Regions from separate parts of the Homo sapiens genome. Here region 1 is linked to region 2. Evidence: chromatin loops called from intact Hi-C (ENCODE). Cell type or tissue: heart right ventricle. All regions are shown on one strand. Links, peaks and the distances in the headings refer to the core of each region. The heading gives the core; the rest is flanking DNA.

Region 1 (5,576 bases), core at 414-5,413, 91 kb before region 2:
AAGAAAAAATTACAACCTTAGAAATGCCTAGCACAATATTTAGAGTTATTATACTGGCAATTGATTACCTTATGATGGCATATTGAAAGCATTATATTTTTACTAACTTAATTTAACTTAATTTTTAAAAATATTTGAGGCCGGGCACAGTGGCTCATGCCTGTAATCCCAGCACTTTGGGAGGCCGAGGTGGGCTGATCACAAGTTCAGAAGTTCAAGGCCAGCCTGACCAACATGTTGAAACCCTGTCTCTACTAAAAATACAAAATTAGCTGGATGTGGTGGCGCATGCCTGTAATCCCAGCGACTTGGGAGGCTGAGACAGGAGAATCGCTTGAACCCGGGAGGCGGAGGTTGCAGTGAGCCGAGATTGCACCATTGAACTCCAGCCTGTGCAATAGGAGCAAAACTCCATCTCAAAATATAAATAAATAAATACTTGAGACAGGGTGTCACTCTGTTGCCCAGGCTGAAGTGCAGTGGTGGTATCTCTGCTCACTGCAGCCCTGTACTTTTGGGCTCAGGTAATCCTCCCACCTCAGCCTCCAGAGTAACTGGGACTACAGGCATGTGCTAAAATGCTCAGCTAATTTTTGTATTTTTTTGTAGATACAGTGTCTCACTATGCTATCCAGGCTGGTCTCAAACTCCTGAGCTTAAGCAATCCTCCTGCCTCAGCCTCTCAAAGTGTCAGGATTACAGGCATGAGTCACCGTGCCTGGTCTTTACTAAATTTAAAGAATAAAAATAAAGGAATCTAGCAGTGGTGCTCCACAGTCTGTAACCTGCCCTGGACCTCTTCCTAGGCATTTTTATTTCTTTGATTTTGTAGGTCCATACAATCACTTGATTAGGCAGATGACAGAACTTTCTAGAAGAGTTCCCTAAATCCTTCAGACTAGTAAAATGCCTTTGATGTCCCTCATCATTGGATCCTGCTTAATTCCAAATAGAATAGCCTGGGAATTGGGGCAGGGAGGGCAGGGAGGACTAGTGACCTGTTTAGGGCAAAATTTAATGTAGTTATGGTTATGGGTCAAGCACAGGTGTCAATCACAGCTGCTACCTTTCTGCTCCTTAGTTTCCATATGTGGATTAACTGACATAACCAAGGTTAGCACCCTGGCTGACCCCATAGTCAGCACTCAATAAAAGTTAGCTCTTACTGAACTTCAAAAGGAGTAGAGCCCTTTCATCAACTCTGCAGGCATAAGTTAGAACAATGTCAGCAGGTGTAGCCAACAAGCTAACTTCTTGTTAGGAAGGAAGCAATTAACAGGCTGAGTCTTGTGTTTTGTTATTGGTGAGGGTAGGGAGGGGGTAGGGGCTCAGAAAGCCCCAGAGGGCTGTGCCAGGGAAACAGAGCTGGAGGCACCAGATCAAGGGTTGTGAGACAGGGAGAGTTCAATGATGGAGCAGCAGTTTGAGCACAGAGGTGGACAGAGCCAGGTGATAACTGTCTTGGGGCAGTTGATTGGGGGTTGTGGGAGCTGCTGTTGATGGACAAGGAGAGGAGGCCACCACTGTTCCTGTCACCGGGCACCTCCTCTCCAGCCCAGCAGTCAAATGCCCCCTTCTCCTGAACTACCACCCAGGGAAGGGTGAGGAATGGACAGTTTTGGCAATACTGATGAACTTAATCTAAGGAAAAAGCAGGACCCCCGCCACTCCTCCCCCAGGGTGGGGTGCCAGGGGCAAGCAGTGGAAAGAGACTCTTCCCACACTCCCGACTCCTCCACTTCTTGCTGCCAAGGATAACAGATGCTATCATATAGGTTCAAACAGGTGCTCACATGCACTCTGGTGAAATGAAACAGGAAAACCTGTCCAGGGTGACAGAAGAAAAATCAAGAATTCGACATTTTGGGCTTTGAATGGCTTAGAAAGAAATTAGTTCCCTGAGTGTCCTGTAAAAGAGAATCCTTGTCCTGTCAGATGGGGGAGTTTGAATTAAAAAGAAAATCGAGGTGCTTTGGTATTACAAGATCGGAGAGCGATTTTTAAAGAAACACAGGAGAGAATATCCGTTTCAAAGATGCAGGCAGTTCCCTGGTTATCAGCAAGATGTGACTGCCAAAACGAAGCTAAAATCACTTCTAATCCTCTGGTACCTGACTGGCAAATGAACAGGAGAGGAAAAGGTTGGTAGGTCAAGGCCGGCATTTGGCTTGGTCCACATGGGGTGGGGTAGAAACAGATTTTAGCATGGGTTGGCTTTAAATAGCCCCTGTTGTAGCTGCCGAGCACTAATTCACTCATTCTCTTTTCCAAGCTGAATGTAGATGTAGTACTCTTCTGTCTCTGTCCATCAACACCAATTGTTTTTCCAATAAGAATCCAATATCGTGGGCCAGGATAATAATCCAGGAAAAGCTTGTGATGGAAATGGTGGATAAAAGGCAGAGGAGAGTGCCTCTACTTAAAATGCATACCCTCCTTTCAGAGGTTTGCGAATTTAGAGACAGGTAAAGTCTCCTTACTCCCGGCCTCCCAGCTCTCCTGCAAGCCTTTCTTTTCATCTAGAACTCCCCCTCTGGCTTGCAATAAAATACTTTGCATTTGAAAAAAAAAATGCATCCTATTAGAGACAAACTTCTTTGAGCCTTAAAGGCTTTTTCCAGCTTTAAGAATCCTCTACTAAAATGCAAATATTCAGGGAAGGAGTAAAATCTGCAGCTTTGACAGCCGGATACCTTATCACTACCCATCACTATCACTTTAGCAAACATTTACTGAGCCCTTACTATCTGCTTAGGAATTTATTTATTTGTTCCTTCATTTTTTTTAAATTTAAAGTCAGGCTTATTGAGGTGTAATTTACATGGAGTCAAATTTATGCTTTTTAGTGTAGTTTCATGCCTTTTGAAAAAAAAATGGCAGTCTAGTAACCACCCCCACAATCAAGTTCTAGAACATTTCTATCACCCCCCTGCAAAGTTCTCTTGGGTTGTCTTCCCTCCACCTTCAGTCCCTAGCAACAGTGAATCTCTTTTCTGTCCCCATAGTTTTGCCTTTTCCAGCCCTTACTACTTATACAAATAAAACGCTTCCTCCTCAAAAAATGACCCCAAACTTTATTTAGCTTGGTTTAAAATCTGGTTAACCATTTCCCTTGGGGAGGGGATGGTCTTTTCAGACATGTTTTTAGATTCAGCCACTAGCCAAGCACCTGATAATTTAGAAGCCAGACTGGAGCTGGGAAATTGGGAAGAGAATCAGCTGGATGGGGAAGAAGCTGGCATTGCAGTGGGTGGGGCAGGAGTATACCTAGCATTCATCGCTATGCAAGCCCCCAAGGTGGGCAAGCCACAAAATACCTTAAACCTGGGCTCCTGTCTGCCCACTCCTTCAACAAACAAACAACAACAAACACTCAGGCCAGAGGGAAACTGTGAACTCCTTGAGGACTGTTTCCCTTTTCTGGTCTCTGTCTTCCCCTCGCCTCACTCAGTGTCATCAGCTCTGGGTGTGGAGGATAAAGGGCACTAGAGATAAGAATTACTGCCACATTTCTGGCCTCAGTTACTGAGTAAGTGACGGTGCCAGTAATAAGAGAGAACAGGGAAGGGAAATAATATAATTTGAGCTTCTACCATATACCAGGCATATAGTATTTCATTTTGTCCTCTTAATAATCGGATGAGCCTCTGAGCCAGGGACCCAGAAGTCCTGTTCTCCAGCTTCCTCTAGTCCCTCATCAGTCACAACTGTCAGAATTACCCTTTAACACCCTCCTAAAACTTTCCCTTTCTTTCCTTCTCACTGCTCTGTCTTAATTAACTCATTGCTCCTGCTTAGAATGTTCACAGTTGTCTATTAGGATTCTCTCCACCTCCAGTCTGGTCTTAATTTATCCCCCTTGTGGCTACCAAAGTTATGTTTCTCAAATGCAAATCCAATCATATAAGTCCCCTGCTTAAGTTCTCTGTGACTCACTTGTAGCCTCAGGATAAATTCTGGCTCTGGGTAAGCGAGGTCCTGCATTATCCCTGATCAGATGCAAGCTCCTCTCCCAAACTCCTCTGTTGTGCTCTGAAACCTGTTGGTGGTCTCAGGTGACCATGCTAATTCTTGCTAATGCTCCTCTCTCCTCCACTCCTAGCCATGCCCTGGGCTACTTAAGTCATTCTTATTCTAGATAAAGCTCTACTATTACTGTCTGTGAGAAGTCTCTCCACCTCACCGAATACATTCTTGACTCCTCCTTTTCTTGTTCCTCACTATATCCTGACAAGCTTCTGTCACAGCCCCTACCAGGGTTTACTGCCTTTGAGTGCTTACATCTCTGGTTGGTAAGGACTCTTTCCCTTGCCTTCCCGAAATGTAATTATTAGTAAATGACAAAGTCCCATTTAAAATTCTTATTTCCCACAAAATGGCTAACTCAAAGAGTTGAAATTTGAACCTAAAAAACTGGCTGATGCTCAAGCTTATTCCATTTTTACTGCATAAACTCTAGAGGACATTTGAGAAGAAAGATGATTTTATTTAGGGATGTGTTGTGTTTGAGATTCCTGTGGTCATTGAGGTGACTGTGTGTAGTAGGCAATTGTAAAGAAGAGTACAGAGCTCAGGAAGAAGTTTTAGCTTGGATTTTCAGTAAATAAGTGTTTGATAGGCTCTAATCATGGTTACTTTTGGAAGCTCTTCCATACATCATATAAAAATATACTGAAATATGTTATATACAATATATCAGATAATCATACACGAGTCAAGCTGACATTTGATATGAATTGTAGGCAGTTGATTAAACATCTATTAATTTCATTTTGCAGTTTTCCTCTTTCTCTTCTCTCTCCTTTCCTCCTTCCTTGCTTTTGTCTTTCTTTTCCTCCTTCCTTTCTTTCTTTTCTTAAATATTTTCTTTTACTTTGAAAAGATACTGTGCCTTTAGTACTTATTGGGTAAAACAACCCCACATGTAGGTGGCAGTTGAAGCTCTGGCAGCAGAGAAACAAGGGGTGATGAGATGGGGGAGGATTAAGTCCCCCTGTAATCTACATCACCACTTAACAAGCTGCTCCAAACATAGAGAATGTAAGTAGAAGAAGTTAGCCTACTCAGCAAACTCAGCATCAAGACAAATCACCTATCTCTTCCTGTATGAAAATTCTGGAGTCCCTGCTGGCATTGGATAAGTGATATTCCTTTGTCAAATGAAAAAAAGGCTGAGAAAACCCAACAAGCACCAACATTTGAAGTGTCAGGCAGAGGAACAGGAGTCCAGGGAATGGACCAGAAGTCCAGCCCAGGGATAGAGGTACACGATATAGTAAAGGGTAAAGGGTTTCTAGAAAGGAAAGCAGTCAATAGTCAGAGGGGTTTGTCAGGCCTCTGAGCCCAAGCTAAGCCATCATATCCCCTGTGACCTGCACATGTACATCCAGATGGCCTGAAACAACTAAAGATCCACAAAAGAAGTGAAAATAGCCTTAACTGATGACATTCCACCATTGTGATTTGTTTCTGCCCCACCCTAACTGATCAATGTACTTTGTAATCTCCCCCACCCTTAAGAAGATTCTTTGTAATTCTCCCCACCCTTGAGAATGTACTTTGTGAGATCCACCCCC
Region 2 (5,576 bases), core at 222-5,221:
TTTTTACACTTCAAACCAGGGTCAGAACCCAGCGTGACCGGGAATCCAATTACAAAGTCAAACCCAGAAGGAAAAGACTTCATAACTAAACAATTGCAAAAGGTTACCAGTTTATATCAGCAAATATTTTGAATACTTGTGGAAATAGATGTGGAGGTACTAAACCAAAGAGTAAAGAATATAACTTTAGATCAAGCTGCATTGATCCATGCATTTCATTTGGCAGAAACACTGGGTTCAATCTACCGGTTAAACAACAAACACACAGCCACAAAAAGCCAGACAGAGGAAAGGGGAGAGAGAGAGAGAGAGAGAGAGAGAGAGAGAGAGAGAGAGAGAGAGAGAATCTTCCTTTTCTTATAAGGCCACAGTTCTGCAACATTAGGACTCTATTTTTAGGACCTCACTTAACCTTAATAATCTGCTAAAGACTCTATCTCCAAATAAAATCACACTGGGGGTTAGGGCTTTAACATATGAATTTTGGGGGAACACAATTCAATCCATAGTATTTGGTAAAATTAACAACATAAATTCCATCATTATGGACCTGAAAAGATATACAGTCAGCCCTCTATATCTGTGGATTCTGTATCCATGGATTCAACTGGCCACAAATAAAAAATATTTGAGAAAAAATTGCATCTGTACCAAACATGTACAGATGTTTTTTCTTGTCATTATTCTCTAAACAATACAGTATGACAACTATTTACATGGCACTTATATTGTATTAGGTATCATAAGTAATCTAGAGATGATTTAAAGTATATGGGAGGATGTGTATATGTTGTATGCAAATACTATGCCATTTGCCTATATCAGGGACTTGAACATTCATGGATTTTGGTATCTGTGGGAGGTTCTGGAACCAATCCCTCACAGATACCAAGGGATGACTGTACTTTCACATACCTTTTTGACATTTTGGCCAGTATTAAAAATGAACAGGCTTTGGATAATGACAGAAAGTTATTGTAACCTCAATCAGGGAGTGATTCCAATTGCAATTACTCTTGTAGATATGGTCTCTTTACTGAGACATGTATAGACATCTCATGGCATGTGGTGGTATGTAGCTATTGATCTCTACCCCCAAAAGCAGAAAACACCAGAGGTAATCTGCTTTTACTTAGTGGGAAGACAGCATACCTTCACGGTATTGCCTCTGGGTTACATCAATTTTCTGACCTTGTGCCACAAGTTAGTTTGCAGGGAACTTGATTATCTCATCATCTCATAGAAAAGCATGGTGTCCCATGACATAGATGAGATAGACGTCGGGGGAGCAAAAAGTTGCTGTAACCCAATATGTGTTGCTATGTTGGAGGATGCCAGCTGTTAGGAGATAAAACCTATAAAACATTAGGCTTGATACCTCAGAGAAGTTTTTTGAGGCTAAGTAGTCTGAGGCACATTGGGATAACCTTCAAAGTCAAAGACTAGTTGCTACATCTTGTAACTACTACCAATGGGACAAAAGAAACTACTTGGTGAAAATGTTTGAATTTTATAGTAAACATATACCATGTTTGGGTATTCTGCTTCTACCTATTACTAGTTGAAAGATAAGCACTTTGAGTGGAACCTGGAACAAGAGAATTGTCACTGGTCAAGGATGTAATGGCAGAGTAACAGTGCCCAAAGTATTTGTGACAGATTATGATGTCCATTGAGGCCTGTAGAAAGTTGCAGTGGTGTTTTTACAGGGGATTCCCCTAAGGTTTTGAAGCAAGTAAAGGAGCAATTCACCTTTGAAAAATATCTCTTGGCTTGCTAGTAGGCCCTCTTAGAGACTGACGGTGGGACCCCCAAGTAAGCATCCGGACTGAGTTTTTGGGGTAATTATGCATTATCTGCTCATTCTAGCTGTGAAACAAAGAACAGGAAGCTGACCTAACTTGTGCATGTCATCAGCCCCTTTTTCAGCCATCCTAAATTTTGTTCAGTGGGCTCATAAACATAGTGGTTGGGGGTGGGGGTGCACTCCCATATTCCAGTAAGGATAAAGGGAAGCCATTCCTCATCCTATCTCATAGGTGACCTCATGGAAGTCTGCCAGCTAACTTGAGCTGCAGTCTCAGGTTGAGAGATGCTCCCAAATAATATTTGTGAAATAATCTTGGGTGAGTACTAACCCTGTTGGCCAGAACCAAGGGGCGAGTGGGAAGTGTGCTATCATCATGGGTGTAAAAGCTGGATGCCCCACTTCATGGGTGGACCAGGAGGGCATGGCCTGACAGCTGCAGTTTCTGTCTTTATGGGGAAGGCTTATGGCCTGGGGCAATTTTGAGTTCTGAGTGCAGGCTGCCTGGAACCCAGCTAGCTGCTGTAAGCAGAACACTGTGTGTGAAACCTGCCTTGCCAAGTGCATGGGAGCTGAGTGGGGCTTACTGTACCCTGCTACCCCTTGCTCCTTTTGTGGATATTTTTTGTGGAACAGAGGCAGCTGCGCTCCTCCCTGGAACATTACCCTAGCGGCTAGAGAACTGCTACCTGACCCCCTTTGGGGCTGCAGCTTGTGCCTGTACGTGGAGAGCCAGAATGTTGACTTATCTAACCCAGCCTCAAGCCATCTTTGCCCCTCCACCCCTCCCCGCAGCCCCCCAATAATGTAACCCCATGGACAGGCACATTTGGGAGCTCCATGGCCCCACCCCTTGCCTGAGACACCAGAGTACCTTCACTGGCTAACATAAAACAAACACAAATTCCACCACTACCACTGCAGATGGTGCTCTTTCGCAAACACTACTTCCTGGCTGGAGGCCAACGGGTACAGCCCATTACAACATCTGCAGGCACAATAACATAGCACTCAGGAAGGAGAAAACTTTTGCGTAAATTCAGCTATCGTCATTGCCTGCATCACCCTGGCTAACCAGGAGGTCTTGAGTTGGTTCACGTGTCCAGCACATTACTATTGCAGCTGGCATTTGAGAAAGCTAACACACCAAAGCTATTTATAACCAAGGAAATATCAGAGTCTGCGTCACTCACCTATCACTCTCATCAGCTGCTGCTGGTACCCACCGCTGGAAGACTAGAGGACAGGTCACATCACTAGATCCCTTGCAAACATTCTCCAGCACCAGCATGGAGTCTGGCAGCTCCAGTGGGTAACTAGATCCAGAAAAGCAGCAGGATTCACAGTAGTCTGGCCCTGAGGGACTGCCATTCCTAGGGGAAGGGGGAGGGTACCACATTAAGGGAGCACCATGTGGGACAAAATAAACCAAAGTACAGGCCTTGAGTCCCTGAACTTTCCACTCATGGGAAGTTTCTTTCAGCAGAGACACAGGTACAGTGTTGGGATCGGTGAGGAAAGTGTGTAGCTTTAACCCAACAGTCAGGCAGCCCTGGTGCTTGTAAAGGGTATTGGAGAAGAGGACTTCTCCCTCTCACCCACCACTGCAGACAAAGCTCTGACTTCTCCCATGGGAGTTCTGCCTGGGTGCATCTGTAGACAGCCTTTCTGGAACACTGCATCCCCACAGGATGGGTGCCCTCCAGGTTCAGGCTTGCATAAGAGGTAAAGTCACAACCCCTCTCTACGCAGAACATCAGAATTCTTGGAGAGGAAAAGAGGTGACTGTCCAATCAAAATAGCCAGGACGCTGTGTCAGGAGTGTGACTGGGAAGCAGATTGTTTTCCTGCTAGCCTGGAGGGAGAACTGTGGTAGCTTCCTCCCTTCCCTCAGAAAAGACCTTAGTGCATTTCACTGAGAGCTCCCCCAACCACCTCTGTCAAGGCTGGGACCTCTGCCAACCACTGGAGTATTGCATTTACCTATTTACTTTAGCCACAGCTAGTTTTTACCCATGGGCACTTTCTACTGTCCCGAAGCCTGAATTGTTCAACCCAGTTAATAAAAGACAGAGGGAAAAAAATTTTTTAAGTGCACACCACTGGGGTATGAAATAAGCTTCTTGAGATTTCTGCCTTTCCAACCTCACAGGAGATGTGAAACTGCTCACACACCCAGCACATCACTGCTGCGACCAGCATGTGAGAAAGCTGTCACATAAAGATTTTTTTTTTTTTTTGGAAACAGAGTCTCACTCTGTCACCCAGGCTGGAGTGCAGTGGCATAATCTCAGCTCACTGCAACCTCTGCCTTCTGGATTCAAGTGATTCTCCTGCCTCAGCCTTCCAAGTAGCTGGGATTACAGGTATGTGCTACCATGCTCAGCTAACATGGTGTTTCACCATGTTAGCCAGGCTCGTCTTGAACTTCTGACCTCAGGTGACCCACCTGCCTTGGTCTCCCAAAGTGTTGGGATTACAGGTATGAGCCAAGATTCTTTATAACCAAGGAACTCATCCAGAGTCTTCATCACTGAAAGCACTCAGAGCTGAAGCTAGGTGACAATAAACTATAAACATTAAAGTCACATCTTCAAGGGGGCAAAAAAGAAATTAAAGTCTAATAAAAAAATTTAAAAAATTAGAAGAAAGAGTCCACCAAATGAGAAAGAGCCAGAAAAATAATTCTGGAACTATGAAAAAATGAGATTCTATAAAACCTCCAAAAGATCACACTAACTCTCCAGCGGTGGATCCAAAACAAGATGAAATGCTTGAAATACTAGATAAAACATTCAAAAGATTATTAAGTTACTCAAGCAGATACAAGAGAAAGGTGAAAACTAATATAAAGAAATTTAAAAAAGATTCAGGATATAAATGAAAATTTTTCTAAAAAGATAGATATTTTAAAGAAAAACCAATCAGAACATCTGGAAATGAAATATACATTTAGGGAACTACAAAATGCAGTGGAAAGTTTTTAACAATAGACTAGACCAAATAGAAGAAAGAATTTCAGAGCTTAAAGACAAGGCTTTTGATTTAACTCAATCAGACAAAAATAAAGAAAAAGAATGAAAAAAAATCCAAGAAATATGGGATTATATAAAACAGCCAAATCTAATAATTATAAGTGTTCTTTGTTCTTTGGTACAAAGTAAATAGCTACTGTTTAAACAAATTTGGATTTATTTAAACAGTTTGGAAAAGCAAACAGTTTGGGAAACCTATTTGAGGGAATAACAGAGGAAAATTTCCTGGCCCTGCTAGAGATTTAGACATTCAAATATAAGAAGCTCAAAGAACTCCTGGGATTCCTTGCAAAAAGGACATCATCAAGGCGTATAGTCATCAGGCTACCTAAAGTCAACATAAAGGAAATAATTCTAAGAGGAGTTAGACAAAAACATCAGGTAACCTGTAAAGGAAAACCTATCAGACTAACAGCAGGCTTCTCAGCAGAAATCTTATAAGCCCGAAGGGATTGGGGTTCTATCTTTAGTCTCCTTAAACAGAATTACTTTCAGCCAAGAATTTTGTATCCAGCAAAACTAAGTTTCAGAAATGAAGGAGAAATAAAGTCTTTCTCAGACAAGCAAATGCTGAGGGAATTTATCAATAGTGGACCAGCCCTATAAGAAATGCTAAAAGGACCTCTAAATCTTGAAACAAAAAGTTAATACAAACCAGAATAGAAACTCCTGAAAGCATAAAATTCATATGTATTATAAAAAATAACACAATGAAGATAACAAATTCACTAGGT

The links. Peaks named below come from ENCODE experiments on the same cell type or tissue, not always from the same donor. Only the 100,000 strongest peaks of a DNase experiment are listed, where the experiment ranks them.
Region 1: it touches region 2 in a loop (11-fold over the local background); 6 of 110 quality-filtered maps call a loop at or near these places.

Annotation. Positions count from the first base shown.
Region 1 is chr13:48,872,211-48,877,786 of GRCh38, reverse strand. The region is part of intron 1 of LOC107984559 (a long non-coding RNA gene); the gene reads right to left. Among named protein-coding and RNA genes, the nearest start is that of FNDC3A, 100 kb to the left of the region's middle. RefSeq lists enhancers at 1,776-2,284, 2,285-2,793, 3,610-4,332. In heart right ventricle, for the core only: no CTCF peak of the experiment used is centred there; a DNase peak (open chromatin) is centred at 3,446; H3K27me3 peaks cover 1,029 bases.
Region 2 is chr13:48,780,713-48,786,288 of GRCh38, reverse strand. No RefSeq gene overlaps it. Among named protein-coding and RNA genes, the nearest start is that of CYSLTR2, 130 kb to the right of the region's middle. In heart right ventricle, for the core only: no CTCF peak of the experiment used is centred there; a DNase peak (open chromatin) is centred at 2,768; H3K27ac peaks cover 389 bases.